Regions from separate parts of the Homo sapiens genome. Here regions 1 and 3 are each linked to region 2. The links are chromatin contacts, found by Hi-C or POLR2A ChIA-PET in ENCODE. All regions are on one chromosome and are shown on one strand. The core of a region is the stretch at or near the end of the contact, and the rest is flanking DNA. Distances in the headings are between cores, read along the strand shown.

Region 1 (2,811 bases), core at 123-2,622, 1.5 Mb before region 2:
ATAACTTGAGTTCAGGATCAAGACCAGCCTGGCCAACATGGGGAAACCCCATCTCTACTAAAAATACAAAAATTAGCCAGATGTGGTGGCACACACCTGTAACTCCAGCTACTCAGGAGGCCGAGGCAAGATAATTGCTCGAACCTGGGAGGCAGAGGTTGCAGTGAGCCAAGATTGCGGCCACTGCACTCTAGGCTGGGCAACAGAGCAAGGCTCTGTCTCAAAAAAAAAAAAAAATTGAATTACCATGCGATCCAACAATTCAACCCCTATGTATGTACCCTCCCCAAATAAAAATGGGCTCTCAAACAAATACATGTACATGCATGTTCATGGTAGCATTATTCACAAAGCCAAAAGATGCAAACAGCCCCAATGTCCATAGATGAATAAACTGTGGCATACATGATACACACACACACACGCACACACATATACATATACACACACAAACACTATTCAGTCATAAAAAGGAATAAAGTCTGTTACATGCTACCTGAGGATGAACCTCGAAAACATGCTAAGTGAAAGACACAAAAGTCCACACACTGTGATTCCGTTTATATGAAGTATCTAAAGTAAGTAAATATAGAGACAGAAGTAGACTGGTAATTGCCAGGGGCTGGGGGGGAAGAGGGCATTGGGAAGAAACTTCTCAATGGGTATGGGGTTTTTCTTTCGGAATGAGGAAAATGTTTTGGAACTAGACAGAGGTGGTGGTTGCACAGCATTGTGAATTCACTAAATGCCACTGAAATGCCCACTTTAAAATGGTAAATTTTATGTTATGTGAATTTCACCTTAAGTTAAAAAAAAAAAAGTAAAACTACTCAGACAACGCCAAATTATTGACAATCTCAACCTACCCCACAGACCCCAAATCCTGGAACCACAACCCCCTAGGCCAATTCTCAGGTCAGGCAGCAATTTATTCCTGTTCAATTTTATGCAGAGCTCCTGGTGGCTCTGAAGCGCCCTAGGGAACAGACCAGGAACATTCTCATGGTGTTAGCTCACATTGGGCCATTAGTGCTCCTTTAATGTGAGAACAACCGGGAGGAGGAGGGGATGTGGACCCAAAACTACAAGAAAGAGTGTCCTCGAAGCCTATGTCCTACCGCCCCACGCTGCTGCCAGGCCCGCAGGAAGATGACAGGCCCGGCCTCCACTCCTTCTAAGGTCGTCGCTTAGTTCCGACGTCGGGATGACCCTGTCATCCACGCGGCGTGAAGGCCACCCTCCCCGCGCGCCCGGGACTCCAGGTGGGGCCCCAGTGGACGAGGGAACGCGGCGTCGCCCACCGGGCGTGGCCTGGGCGGGCGTGGGGCGGGGCCTGGGCCGGCGCCGGGTCCGGCCGGGCGCTCAGCCAGCTGCGTAAACTCCGCTGGAGCGCGGCGGCAGAGCAGGTGAGCGGGCGGTGCCGGGGGGTGCCCAGGCCAGGGCCCTGTCGCCTGCGGCGCTGAGGGCCCGGGGTGGGGCTGCGCCCTGAGGGCCCTGCCCTGCCCTCCGCACGCCTCTGGCCACGGTCCCTTCCCCGGCTGTGGGTCTGCGGCCCCTGCGTGCGCAGCGCTCCTGGCCTCTGCGGCCAGCGCGGGGGCGGAGAGAGGAGAGTGCCCGGCAGGCGGCGGCTGGGCCGGCCCGGAACTGGGTCGTGGAAGGATCGCGGGGAGCGGCCCTCAGGCCTTCGGCCTCACTGCGTCCCCACTTCCCTGCGCCCGCCTGCCGCCGAGCCCCGGCTGGGGGTGGGCGCGGCGCGAGCGGTTAAAGGGCCGGTGCATTTAAAGGAGCGGTGCACGTGGGTCTCTGAGGCGTGTAGCAGGCGGGGGCGTTTTGTTCTTCTTCTCTCTCGCCGGAGACCTCCGTTGCGCCGAGTCCATTCGGCCTCTAGCACCGGGTCCTGGGCATGCTTTCCCCGGGAAGGAGGCGCGCGGGGGCTCTGCCCGCACGTGAGGGGCAGGGCCGCAGGCTCAAGCCTAGAGCCGGTTTCTGTTAGCAGCGGTGTTTGGCTGTTTTATCAGGCATTTCCAGCAGTGAGGAGACAGCCAGAAGCAAGCTTTTGGAGCTGAAGGAACCTGAGACAGAAGCTAGTCCCCCCTCTGAATTTTACTGATGAAGAAACTGAGGCCACAGAGCTAAAGTGACTTTTCCCAAGGTCGCCCAGGTACGATATAGCAGAGCCAGGCTTCGACCCCAGTGTCCTGGCTTCTAGATCTGCTGTCCATCCCTCCGAGCAGACCTCACCCCTGTTTATTGCCTTAATAAGTATTCCCTTTGAAAGGTATGAACGGTGTTGAGTGAAGTAACTGCATCCCTATTTACAAATGGAGAACCTGAGAGCATTCCATAGAGACGATTGTAGACTAACTTAACTCAGAAGCGACAGCCTGGGGTTGCCAAGGCTGTCTACGAAGTAACTTGATTAGGACCGACCCCAGCTTCCAGTAAGGAAGCCTCTGATGCCTCTGTAGCCAATTCTGCAGACACCTGAGCCTCCAAGGCCTTCAGCCAAGACCTTTGGCGGTAATTGGAGTCTCGGGATAAGCTGCTTCAGGTGTGTGAGCCTCAGGTTCTTCTCTCCTGAATGTGGTTGTGGGCAGCCGGTGACTGGCGCAGGTGCAGAAGGGGCCTGGTTCTTGGCCCCACCTCAGAGCTGCGTCCTCACGACGCCCACGTTGAGCCTTGGGTTCCAGGGCAGAGACTGGAGTGAGGGCTTGGGGGCATGTTGCTTTGAAGTGGGATGGATGTATCAGGTTTTTGGGGAAAACTCTGTACCCTTTGGTGTTGAAGTGCCCATGTGCCAAGTCTTGAGTC
Region 2 (3,061 bases), core at 50-2,549:
AAGCAGCAAGACAAGGGGAGAAAAGGCAGGCTGAGCCCTGGCATCTCAGATGGCAGAGATGGCTCCCAGTACCCCACCCAGAAATGCAGGGCAGCCCTGGAGGGGAGGTTAGAGAGGAAACGACTGTGTCCCCCTCATCCTGCCCAGTCTGGGGCTTTCCCAGGACTTAAGTACTGACCTGCTAACACAGTCCCTGCAGGGAGTCCATCTAGGATCGGCCACCTCTGAGGTTCTCCCACTTTCCTCTGATTCCAGCTCCTTGCTGGCCAGGGTATGGCCACATTTTCCTTGCCCCCACTCCACCACCTTCCACCTTCCACCTTCCTCTCTTAGCCTCTATCTATGAGAGGTACGCCCCTCACCCCCGAGAGCAGGGTCTCATTGGCGGCCATGGTCCCAGCCTCAAGGGGCCTGGTTGAAACAGGCTGTGTCATGAGCCCCCACAGCCACCCTGCGCGACACCCCCCTCACAGGCCCACAGCAGGCTGCATCCTGAGCTCCCCGCCCTAGACAGAGACAGATTACTCCCGGAGCAGTCCCCCAAACCTCCCACCCGCCCAGGCCTCCCCAGTCCCCGGCTCCCCGACGCCCCTGCACGCCACCCCCGCCCAGGAGCACCTTGAGGTCTTCGGCCGCGTCCTGCAGCGGCCGCACGCGGTGCGCCCAGTGCTCCCCAGAGCGCTCGCAGGCCGCACACAGGAGGCGCAGCTCGTCGCCACAGAAGGCGGCCAGTGGCTCGCGGTGCGCGGGGCACACGCCCTGCGGGACCGGCGACGGCGGGTGCAGGCGCCGCGCCATCTCGGCCATCTTAGCAAGCGGGCGGTTGGGCCGCAGGTTCCTCTGCGGGGACAGCTCGCGGCACTCGGGGCACGCGTACGGGCCCTCGGGCTGGCCCCAGCAGCGCCGGATGCACTCGCGGCAGAAGTTGTGGCCGCAGTCGGTCATCACCGGATCCGTGAAGTAGTCGAGGCAGATGGCGCAGGTGGCCTCCTCCTGGAGGTTGGTGGACAGGTCGGGGGCGGCCATGGCGCGGACAGAGGGGAGGAAGGCGGTACTGTCCGCGGGGCGGCGGCGGGCGGCCTCGGCAGCTCGCGGGGACGCGGGGTATCCGGGTGCGGCGGCGCAGGCTCGGGCACTCCGGGGCGCGAGGCTCGGGACTCCCGGGTGCTCGGGCTCCGGGGCGCGGGGACTCCAGGGCGCAGGACTCTGGGTTTCGGTAGCGCTGGGCGCGTAGGCTCCGAGCGCTCGGGGGACGCGGGACGTAGGGATCCCGGATGCCGGCAGGAAGAGGAGCCGAGGCGGAAGCAGGAAGCGACTGGGTGGGTTTTGTGTGTTTTTTTTTTTTTTTTTTTTTTTTTTTTTTTTTTTTTGGAACAACCCGCTTTTGCCTCCGATTGGCCGCTGCCAGTCACGCGGCCCGCGGGCGGGACGGAATTGGAGAGCTTTCACTTGCTGACCTGGCGTCACCACCGCTCCGGTTCTTGTGGCCAGGTCTTTTACCCCTGCCCTGGGGAGGACTCAGGCGCAGGGGAGGGATGGGGACAGGGGGCGGGGCGCAGGGGAGGGATGGGGACAGGGGGCGGGGCGCAGGGGAGGGATGGAGCAGGGGGCAGGGCAAGGAGGGATGGGGACTCAGGGCGGGGCACACGGAAGCAACTGCAAGGACTAAGGGAGTCCGCAGCCTGGGGCATTGGAGCCCTTCGCCATACCCCTAGTGCGTCCTCACCCCCTCAGCCCGTGCTTCCCAGGGCGGGTATCCTCGGAAGGCCCGGCCCTCACAGCCTTGGCAGGCCAAGGTCAGAATGATTGGAGTTGGGGGATGGGACGGGGGCATCCCTCCAGGACCAGCTCTCCAGGAGGCCCACATTCTTTCTGCGGGAACCACTCCAAAGGGGCATGCTGTTCCAGGCAGCCCCTCGCGCAGACACTCCGGCTTTGTCGAGGTAGGAGTACGCTTACTCTGGAATTCTGCCTTGCTAGTGACTGACACAGGCTGTTAAAGTGCTTGACCCTGCAGGGGTGGGTGGGGGGTTCCTTGGAAAAGGTAAGGGCGCTGTGGAAAAGAGGCCCCTACATAAATCCTAATCTCTTTGGGATTTTGCCCCTGCTCGTGCAACTTTGGGGATCGAACGGGATGGGGGTGGGCAGCTCTGAGGCTTTTTACGGGTTCAGCCTTTCCCATTTTCCCCCATCGAAGGACCCAATAGGATGCATAGGACATTTCTATGGGCAGCCTGGGACCATCCCTGACACAGCAACCACCCCCGCTCCTCCCCACCATAGGATATTTCTACTTCTTTGACAGAGTAACCTAAACCCCTGGGGGGGCTGGGAGCCACAGATTCCTGTCATTCCAAAGTGGGGGTGGGGGCATGGCTAAAAAAAACGTGACCACGCTGTTCCTGGTGTGTAGGTATGGATTTAGAAATCGGTCCACTCAGAACGCAGGGGCTTTCAAAAGTTTCCTCTAGGAAGCATCTGTCAGTATACCCTCTTAATGTTTGACAGTTCTAATCACAATTATATTTAGAATTTGAGAAACCCCCCTGTGTGTCTAATGGCTGCCAGCGTGATGCCAGAGAACCCTGGCAGGTGGCCTGCAGTAAGCAGAAGGCCCACACCTTCTGCAGAGCCAGGAGCAGTGCCCGAGTCCCCCGGTCTGTGTCTATCCTTTCACCCACATGGTCACTGTGGAGATGACCATCTGACCAGACTTCGGAGCCCCCAGGCAGAAGAAAGGCTGCAGGGGGCCTGGGAAGGTGGCCTGGGAGTAGGTGTGCAGGTGGGACCCATCGCTTACACTGTAGAAGGACACTTCCCCGGCTTCGAAGTCCAGGAAGATGCCCATGTGGCTGGGAGGCTCCATCAGCATGACCGGGGTTAGGGCAGAGAAGGTGGATAAGTACTTGGTCCCCTTGGACAGCTGCACCACCCAGAAGCCGTTTTCGGGGCACTTGGGGACCCTGTCTTTCCGGCTCACGTTGTCCCTGCACACACCCAGGGCCCACAACGCGTCCCCGGTGATGTTCATGCCCACCTCCCAGTAGTGCCTCCCAGAGGA
Region 3 (3,093 bases), core at 125-2,624, 2.0 Mb before region 2:
TCGACAAAAACAATTTTTTTTTTCTGAGGCAGGGTCTCGCTCTGTTGCCCAGGCTGGAGTGCAGTGGCATGATCTTGGCTGACTGCAGCCTCCTCCTGTCAGGCTCAACTGATCCTCCCACCTCAGCCTCCCAAGTAGTTGAGGCTACAGGCGTGCGCAGGATGCTACAAGCATGCCAGGATAATTTTTGAATTTTTTGTATAGATGGGGTTTCGCCATGTTGCCCAGGCTGGTCTTGAACTCCTGGGGTCAAGCAATCCCCTTGGCTTGCCCTCCCAAAGTGCTGAGATTACAGATGTGGGCTACCACACCCAACCATTCTACAAAAAATTTTAAAAAGTTAGGTAGTCATGGTGGCATGGGCCTGTAGTCCCAGAGGTTGAGGTGGGAGGATGGCTTGAGCTCAGGGCTGCAATGAATTGTGATTGTGCCACTGCACTCCAGCCTGGGTGACAGAGTGAGACTCCGTCTCTTTAAAAAAAGACAAAAGAGAGAGAGAGAGCGAAATAGCAGTGCTTGGTAGACTGAAATTTGAAATCTGCTAGGCAGGGCTGTTGTCCTTTTAGGAAAAGGGATGGGAAACCAGCTGAGAATCTGAAGCTACAGGGAGAGCAAGGAACCAGCATCTGGGGTGAGGACAAAAGGATCTTAACGGCCAAAGTTACCTCTATTTGGCACCACCCTACTCCTCCTTTCCCTCTGGCCTATTGGCAGAGTGGAGCTTCTGAAGCAGGCTGCAAGTTGCCTTTGACTCTGATCTTGTTATGGGGTCAAGAACAATCTTTGCTTTTAAAATCTGGCTACTTATTAAATCTTTGAAGTTCGAAAGATTGACTAGGGCTTGGGGAGTTCATTCCATAGCCTGGAAATAAATTGCCCTATTGTCCACTAGATGGTGTTCAAAATACACACACTCACCCAGCACAGGCAACTCTGGAAACACACAAATCAACCTAATGAGGTGTGATGTTGATGAAAGAAACCCGCAAGATCTACTCCAGCCTGGGTTGGTTGTCTTGTTTAATTTGCCGGCAGCACACTTGGAGAAGAGATTTGGAAACTGGCAGGAGAGGAGGAAGATGCGCCTTTTAGACAATCCCTCTGGTTGCATTGTGAGGAAAGCTGCAAGGCTGCAGGCAGAGAAAATTGGGAGCTGTTGGAGCCATCCTGGTGAGAGGTGATGGCGGCCTGGACCAGGACAGTGGCAGTGGGAGGAGAGAAGAGGATAGTCCTAGGAGGCAGAAAAGGCAGGGGTTTGAGGGCAGACTGGATATAGCACTCTTTGAATTTGCTAGTTTCAATTTTTTTTTTTTATTTTTTGTTGTTTGTTTTTTCCTCTGCACGTTGTAAGCTCTGAAAGAGCAGAGATGTGGGCTTATCAGTGTATTTCCGGTGCTGCACAGAGTAGATACTCAATAGACTTTTTGGATAACAATGAATAACAGAGCTAACATTTTTTGCATGATAATGTGAGCCCTTCTAAGCACTGTACATGTATTAATTTCATTTATTACCCCTCAAATACACACCTGGGCCCTGGCCCAGATCCAAATCTCTGGGACAGAAACCTAGGCCAGTGTATTTTGAAAATCCTCCACAGGAAATCCTTTTCTTTTTAAATTTTTAATTATTATTTTTAGACATGGGGGTCTCACTATGTTGCCCATTCTGCAGTACGGTGATTACTCACAGGTGCGGTTCCACTACTGATCAGAACGGGAGTTTTGAACTGCTCCGTTTTTGACCTGAGTCAGTTCACCCCTCCTTAAGCAACCTGGTGGCCCCTTGCTCCCAGTGTGTCCGGAATTGGTGGGTTCTCGGTCTCACTGACTTCAACAATGAAGCCGCGGACCCTCGCGGTGAGTGTTACATTACAGCTCTTAAGGTGGCGCGTCTGGAGTTTGTTCCTTCTGATGGCCGGATGTGTTAGGAGTTTCTTCTTTCTGGTGGGTTCGTGGTTTCGCTGGCTCAGAAGTAAAGCTGCAGACCTTGGCGGTGAGTGTTACAGCTCATAAAAAAAGCGTGGACCCAAAGAGTGAGCAGTAGCAAGATTTATTGCAAAGAGCGAAAGAACAAAGCTTCCACACTGCAGAAGAATATCCCAGGAGGGTTGCCGCTGCTGGCTCCGGCAGCCTACTTTTATTCTCTTATCTGGCCCCACCCACGTTCGCTGACTGGTAGAGCCCAGTGGTCTGTTTTGACAGGGCGCTGATTGGTGCGTTTACAATCCCTGAGCTAGACACAAAGGTTGTCGAAGGCCCCACCAGAGTAGCTAGATACAGAGTGTCCATTGGTGCACTCACAAACCCTGAGCTAGACACAGTGTGCTGATTGGTGTGTTTACAAACCTTGAGCTAGAGACAGAGTGCCGATTGGTGTATTTACAATCCCTGAGCTAGACATAAAGGTTCTCCACGTCCCCACCAGACTCAGGAGCCCAGCTGGCTTCACCCAGTGGATCACGCACCAGGGCTGCAGGTGGAGCTCCCTGCCAGTCCCGCGCCATTTGGCCGCGCTTCTCAGCCTTTGGGTGGTCGATGGGACTGGGCACCATGGAGCAGGGGTGGCGCTCGTCAGGGAGGCTCGGGCCGCACAGGAGCCCATGGAGGGGGTGGGAGGCTCAGGCATGGCGGGCTGCAGGTCCCGAGCCCTGCCCCTCGGGAAGGCAGCTAAGGCCCGGGAGAAATCGAGCACAGCGCCGGTGGGCTGGCACTGCTGGGGGACCCAGTACACCCTCCGCAGCCGCTGGCCCGGGTGCTAAGTCCCTCATTGCCCGGGGCTGGCAGGGCCAGCTGGCTGCTCCGAGTGCGGGGCCGCCAAGCCCACGCCCACCGGAACTCCAGCTGGCCCGCAAGCCCCGCGCGCAGCCCTGGTTCCCGCTCACTCCTCTCCCTCCACACCTCCCTGCAAGCTGAGGGAGCCGGCTCTGGCCTTGGCCAGCCCAGAAAGGGGCTCCCACAGTGCAGCGGTGGGCTGAAGGGCTCCTCAAGTGCCACCAAAGTGGGAGCCCAGGCAGAGGAGGCGCCGAGAGCGAGCGAGGGCTGTGAGGACTGCCAGCACGCTGTCACCTCTCACCAGGAGGTCACCATATTG

What was found. Hi-C counts contacts between places; a loop is a spot of excess contacts on that map. ChIA-PET counts read pairs that join two places held with the same protein, here RNA polymerase II (POLR2A). Pooled maps may share reads with other maps.
Region 1: a pooled map shows a loop between it and region 2 (3-fold over the local background). The contact joins the promoter of PSEN2 here to the promoter of TRIM11 in region 2. A Hi-C loop is called at or near these places in 5 of 50 pooled maps. POLR2A ChIA-PET finds 5 or more read pairs at or near these places in 2 of 52 experiments (GM10248 and activated T-cell).
Region 3: POLR2A ChIA-PET joins it to region 2 with 19 read pairs in naive thymus-derived CD4-positive, alpha-beta T cell. The contact joins the enhancer-like site here to the promoter of TRIM11 in region 2. POLR2A ChIA-PET finds 5 or more read pairs at or near these places in 2 of 52 experiments (activated B cell and naive thymus-derived CD4-positive, alpha-beta T cell).

The regions. Positions count from the first base shown.
Region 1 is chr1:226,869,244-226,872,054 of GRCh38, forward strand. PSEN2 (presenilin 2) reads left to right here and starts at 1,373. Exons shown (of 13, transcript NM_000447.3): 1 at 1,373-1,406; 2 at 2,019-2,161. It overlaps LOC105373119 (a long non-coding RNA gene), which reads right to left and starts at 1,307. Exons shown (of 3, transcript XR_949226.4): 1 at 1,119-1,307. RefSeq lists silencers at 1,176-1,775, 1,786-1,835.
Region 2 is chr1:228,405,536-228,408,596 of GRCh38, forward strand. TRIM11 (tripartite motif containing 11) reads right to left here and starts at 1,300. Exons shown (of 6, transcript NM_145214.3): 1 at 619-1,300. The coding sequence starts at 1,026. It overlaps TRIM17 (tripartite motif containing 17), which reads right to left. Exons shown (of 7, transcript NM_016102.4): 7 at 2,400-3,061. The coding sequence ends at 2,666. RefSeq lists silencers at 1,012-1,251, 1,312-1,401, 1,542-1,611 and enhancers at 1,962-2,011, 2,203-2,862.
Region 3 is chr1:226,423,782-226,426,874 of GRCh38, forward strand. No RefSeq gene overlaps it. Among named protein-coding and RNA genes, the nearest start is that of PARP1, 17 kb to the left of the region's middle. RefSeq lists a silencer at 863-912. Within about 2 kb of position 1,375, at least 4 of the 41 ENCODE cell types and tissues checked have a DNase peak (open chromatin) inside an H3K27ac peak, as active enhancers do.